Linked DNA regions of Homo sapiens: region 1 is linked to region 2. A link is an interaction called in ENCODE POLR2A ChIA-PET data of the cell type or tissue named here. Cell type or tissue: endothelial cell of umbilical vein. All regions are shown on one strand. Each heading gives the region's core, and the rest is flanking DNA. Links, peaks and the distances in the headings are about the cores only.

What was found. ChIA-PET counts read pairs that join two places held together with the same protein. Peaks named below come from ENCODE experiments on the same cell type or tissue, not always from the same donor. Only the 100,000 strongest peaks of a DNase experiment are listed, where the experiment ranks them.
Region 1: POLR2A ChIA-PET joins it to region 2 with 5 read pairs; 3 of 35 experiments call an interaction of 5 or more read pairs at or near these places.

Annotation. Positions count from the first base shown.
Region 1 is chrX:119,621,426-119,624,340 of GRCh38, reverse strand. All of the region lies in intron 10 of SEPTIN6 (septin 6), which reads left to right. Among named protein-coding and RNA genes, the nearest start is that of NKRF, 16 kb to the right of the region's middle. In endothelial cell of umbilical vein, for the core only: no CTCF peak of the experiment used is centred there; a DNase peak (open chromatin) is centred at 1,340; H3K27ac peaks cover 1,102 bases.
Region 2 is chrX:119,825,739-119,828,653 of GRCh38, reverse strand. It overlaps a transcript of UPF3B not described here. Among named protein-coding and RNA genes, the nearest start is that of UPF3B, 26 kb to the left of the region's middle. RefSeq lists an enhancer at 1,841-1,940. In endothelial cell of umbilical vein, for the core only: no CTCF peak of the experiment used is centred there; a DNase peak (open chromatin) is centred at 1,833.

The DNA.
Region 1 (2,915 bases), core at 151-2,650, 200 kb after region 2:
AGCCGGGCGTGGTGGTGCATGCCTGTAATCCCAGCTACTCGGGAGGCTGAGGCAGGAGAATTGCTTGAACCTGGGAGGCGGAGGTTGCAGTGAGCCGAGATCGCACCTTTGCACTCCAGCCTGGGCAATAAGAGCGAAACTCCGTCTCAAAAAAACAAACAAACAAACAAACAAAAAAAAAAACAAAAAAAAAAAACCCATAATAAAAGCGGAGGAAAATGAAGAGATCTTAGAAATTATAGAGAATTCCTTACATTTAATCCTACAAGTACTGGCTTCATGAAAACCTCTTATAAGGAGATCAGCAGGTAAGGATTCCTGAGTGCTAGATGTTGTGTTAATAGAAGTTTATAAAGTTTCACATAGTTTATAGGGAGACTGAAAGCAGGGATTAAGGACCTTCTATCTCCTCTACTAGACTCAGGTAGTGGATGGAAAGGAAATACAAACATTTTTAATTTAACATAATTAGGGTTTTTTTTGTTTGTTTGTTTCTTTTTTTGAGACGGAGTCTCACTCTGTCACCGAGGCTGGAGTGCAGTGGCACAACCTCAGCTCCCTGCAACCTCCGCCTCCTGGGTTCAAGCAATTCTCATGCCTCAGCCTCCCAAGTAGCTGGGATTATAGGCATGTGCCACCATTCCTGGCTAATTTTTGTATTTTTAGCAGAGACCGGGTTTCACCACGTTGGCCCAGGCTGGTCTCAAACTCCTGACCTCAGGTGATCTGCCTACCTTGGCCTCCCAAAGTGCTGAGATTACAGGCGTGAGCCACCGCGCCCGATGAAGGGTTATTATTATTTTTTTTAAACTTTACCGTGGAAACTTTCAAACATGAGCAAAATAAGAGGATAATACAGTTCAGCCCCCAGGCAACCATAAACATATGCCTAATCTTGTTTCATCAATTACTACAGACCTGCTGAATTATTATAAAGCAAAACTATATCATTTTATCTGTAAATACTTTAGTATATATTTCCAAGAGATAATGATTCTTTAAAAAAACATAACCACAACCCCACCATTATCACACCTACAAAATGAACAATAATTCATTAACATGAAATGTCTAGTCAGTGTTTGAAACATCCCGGTTGTCTCATAAATGCCCTTTTACATTTGGTTTGTTTGGATCAGGGAATATAAAATATAGAGAAGACTTTTCCCCACTCACCCATGTAGTTTATGATTTAAATGGAGAGCCTGCTGTTAGTCACCAAACTGATTGCCGCAGCTATTGCACTGGGGACTCGGGGCAGCTGGCAAAACATCCTGCTTGGAAGCAAATCCTGAAGAGGAAGTCCATAGAGGTTTCTGCAACATAAGGCCCATGAAACCGGGCCAAAGGAAACAATCTTAAAAGAACAGTGACTTGATTTACTGTCTGGCTTAACAGCAAGTCTTGGAGCCCCTGCTAGTTGACTGGAATTAAACAGCAGATTTCCATTTAGGAAGACAGTCAGTTCCTAGAATGCCTGTCCATTCTTTGCACTGTATGTAGTTCCAGTGCGTAGTGAAGTGTCTGACATGTAATAGGAACTCAGTTCATGTGTTATGTTCTTTGTTCTCCCATTTTTAATGAGGTGAGCAGGAAATATGTATTCTAGTTAATGAGATTTCAGTTAATTCAGGTTTCACTGCACGTGGCTTGACACAGTTGCTTACAGGTTTCCCCAAGTAAATCATTGTTAGTGGCCATTCCTAAAATGAATTCTGGCAAAACTATAATTAAAGCTACACTTTACAAGTGAGAGGCAATTGGTAAACAGCTGGAACAGCCAACCCCAACCCCAAGTAGGTTGGCTCTTCCTGGCAGGATTCTCCCTGGCAGACCACGAAAGCAATTTCAGACCAACGAGTCAGGGGAGGCTTTGGCTCCCCAGGATCTGAAAGCAGCAAAGGCAACCCGCCCCCTCCTCAAAGCCCTCATTCAAGGGGTGGATCACGAAGGCCACCTAGAATGCAGGCAGAGTGAGGCTTACTGTGCCTCCACATTTTGAAATTGCTTGAGGCACTACTTATAGCTCTCTGCATTTGTAAAAGCGATTCCTTTGTGACCCCCTACATCGTTGCAGATACTCTACCTCAATCATTATTGGTCCTTAGGAGTGCACAGTATATGGATAGTATACACACATCAAAATACGTCAGCCTTCCCATGAAACCTAGAACATAGGCCATTGCAGTGTTTTTTAGATTACTCTTCCCCTAGGAAGTAGACAAAGAATAAAAATAAGATATGAGCATTTGTATAGCTTTTATTACTTTCCAAAGTGTTTTTTTTTGTTGTTGTTGTTTTGTTTTTGTTTTTGTCTTTTGTATAGTATCTCATTTTATACTTACAACAGGTCTGTGAGGTAGAGAAGGAATAATCCCCAGTTTGCAAGATGAGTAAATGGAAGCTGGGCGAGGTGGCTCACTTATGTAATCCTAGCACTTTGGGAGGCTGAGGTGGGAGGATCACTTGAGCCCAGGAGTTGGAGACCAGCCTGGGCAGCATGGTGAAACCCTATCTCTCTATTTTTTTTTTTTTTTTTTAAGAGAGTTGGCTGGGCATGATGGCTCACGCCTGTAATCCCAGCACTTTGGAAGGCCGAGGCAGGAGGATCACCCGAGGTCAGGAGTTCAATACCAGCCTGGCCAACATGGTGAAACCCTGTCTCTACTAAAAATACAAAAATTAGCTGGGCATGGTGGCGGGTGCCTATAATCCCAGCTACTTGGGAGGCTGAGGCAGGAGAATTGCTTGAACCCCAGAGGCGGCGGTTGCAGTGAGCCAAGATCGCACCATTGCACTCCAGCCTGGGTGACAGAGCAAGACTCCATCTCAAAAGAAATAAAAATACACACACACACACACACACACACACACACACACACACACACACACACCAGCTCTGGGCCCAGCTGTGA
Region 2 (2,915 bases), core at 323-2,822:
GTCACCCAAGCTGGAGTGCAGTGGCACAGTCGCGGCTCACTGCAGCCTTGATATTCTGGGCTCAGTTGATTCTCCCACCACAGCTTCTTGAGTAGCTGAGGTTACAGGCATGTGACACCACACTCAGCTACTTTTTGTATTTTTTGTAGAGATACGGTTTTCCCATGTTGCCCAGGCTGGTCTCAAACTCCTGGGATCAAGCAATCTGCCCACCTTAGCCTCCCAAAGTGCTGAGATTACAGGCATGAGCCACTGTGCCCAGCCTCATATGGATTTTCAAAAGAACAGGGGCCAGGCGTGATGGCTCACGCCTGTAATCCCAGCACTTTGGGAGGCCAAGGCAGGTGGATCACCTGAGGTCAGGAGTTCAAGACCAGCCTGGCCAACGTGGTGAAACCTGGTCTCTACTAAACAATACAAAAAAAATTTAGCGAGGCATGGTGGCATGTGCCTTTCCTTCCAGCTCCAATTACATGGAAGGCTGAGTCAGGAGAACCGCTTGAACCTGTGAGGCAGAAGTTGCAGTGAACCAATATTGAGCCACTGCACTCTAGTCTGGGCAACAGAGCGAGACTCCGGCTCGAAAAAAGAAGAAAACCTGAAAAAAGAAAAAAAAAAAAGGTCGGGCACGGCGTCACACCTGTAACACCAGAACTTTGGGAGGCCGAGGCAGGCGGATCATCTGAGGTCAGGAGTTCCAGACCAACTTGGCCAACATGGTGAAACCTCATCTCTACAAATATAAAAAAATAAAATTAGCCGAGCATGATGGTGGGTGCCTGTAATCCCAGCTACTCGGGAGGCTGAGGTGGGAGAATTGCTTGAACCCGGAGGCAAAGGTTGCAGTGAGCTCAGATCGCACTGCTGCACTCCAGCCTGGGTGACACTGTGAGACTCCATCTCAAAAAAATAAAGAAGAGGAAAAAAAACCCAAGAGTGTGTGGAAAGTAGAAATAAAAGGCTGGGCGCGGTAGCTCGCGCCTACAATCCCAGCACTTTGGGAGGCCGAGGCATGCAGATCACGAGGTCAAAAGACCGAGACTATCCTGGCCAACATGGTGAAACCCTGTCTCTATTAAAAATACAAAAATTAGCTGGGCGTGGTGGTGCACCTGTAGTCCCAGCTACTCAGGAGGCTGAGGCAGGAGAATCGCTTGAACCCAGCCACTGCACTCCAGCCTAGGCAACAGAGAGTCCGTCTCGAAAATATATATATATGGGTGCGTGTTTGTGTGTATATATATATATTTCTCATAAGCTCCACCAAGGTCAAGACACTTTGTAAGCAGTGATACTAGCCATTTATTTATATATTTATTTATTTTTGTCTCTTGCTCGCAGCACCTAGATACTAGCCATTTCATCCATCCCCAAGGAATTGGAGATCGTGGTAATTTAACCACATCAATGAGATCTTTTTTACATTATTTACTGAAGAGAAATGGTTGCCCTTTACAGATTTTTTAAGATTAGGAAACAAAAAGAAGTCAGAGGGTACTAAATCCTGACTGTGAGGTAGATGCCTAATGGTTTTCCATGGAAACTCTCAAAATTGCTCTTGTTTGATGAGAGGCATAAGCAGGAGCATTGCCGTGGTAGAAAAGGACTCTCTGGTGAAACTTTCCTGCGCATTTTTCTGCTAAAGAGTTAGCTAACTTTCTCAAGACACTCTCATAATAAGCAGATGTTATTATTTTCTGGTCCTCCAGAAAGTCAACAAGTAAAATTCCTCAAGCAGCTCAAAAAGCTATTGCCATGACCTTTGCTCTTGGCCAGTCCATTTCGCTTTGACTGGATCACTTTCACCTCTTTGGAGTCATTGTTTTGATAGTGCTTTGTCTTCAGAGTCATACTGGGAAAGCCACGTATCACTTCCTGTTACACTTTCCCAGTAGATGCTTCATGATCTATTGGTTGGAGCAAAAGTCATTGCTGTTTTTGACATTCCTTTCAATGGCAAAAACAATAATTAATTTTGCAGCAACCTAATAGATCCCACTTGTTTACAATTTCCATTGAAATCTCTGTTCTTGTCTGCAGCTGATCTGGTTTTGGCAGCCATCAAGTGGAAAGTTTGCTCAACTTTTAATTTTTCAGTCAGAATTGTGTAAGCTGAACCAATAGAGATGTCGGTGTTGGCTGTTGTTTCTGCTGTTTATTTTTTTTCTTTTTGAGACGTGGACTCGCCCTGTCGCCCAGGCTGGAGTGCAGTGGGGCAATCTCGACTCACTGCAACCTCTGCCTCCTGGGTTCAAGCTATTCTCCTGCCTCAGCCTCCCCTAGTACCTGGGATTATAGGCACGCACCACCAGGCCCGGCTAGTTTTTGTATTTTCAGTAGAGACAGGGTTTCACCATGTTGGCGAGGCCGGTCTCAAACTCCTGACCTCAGTTTTTCCACCCACCTAGACCTCCCAAAGTGCTGGGAATACAGGCATGAGCCACCGCATCTGGCCGTGTTTCTGCTGTTAATCGTTGGTCCTTTTCTTTTTTTGAGACAGAGTCTCACTCTGTTACCCAGGCTGGAGTGCAGTGGCACGATCTCGGCTCACTGCAAGCTCCGCCTCCCGGGCACAAGCGATTCTCCTGCCTCAGCCTCCCGAGTAGCTGGGACTATAGGCGTGCGCCACCATGAATGGCTAATTTTTGTATTTTTTTAGTAGAGAATGGATTTCACCAGGTTGGCCAAGCTGGTCTCAAACTCTGGACCTCAAGTGATCCACTTGCCTTGACCTCCCAGAGTGCTGGTATTACAGGCATGAGCCACCACACCTGGCTGACTCTTCAGTTAGGGCACAAAGAGGATTAATTTCTTTCCTTGCAAATTGATGTGGATGTCCTGCTGCTGCAGCCTTCATCTTTAACGTCATCTTTTCCCTTGTTACAAGTTATCCATTTGTAAACTGCTGATTTTTT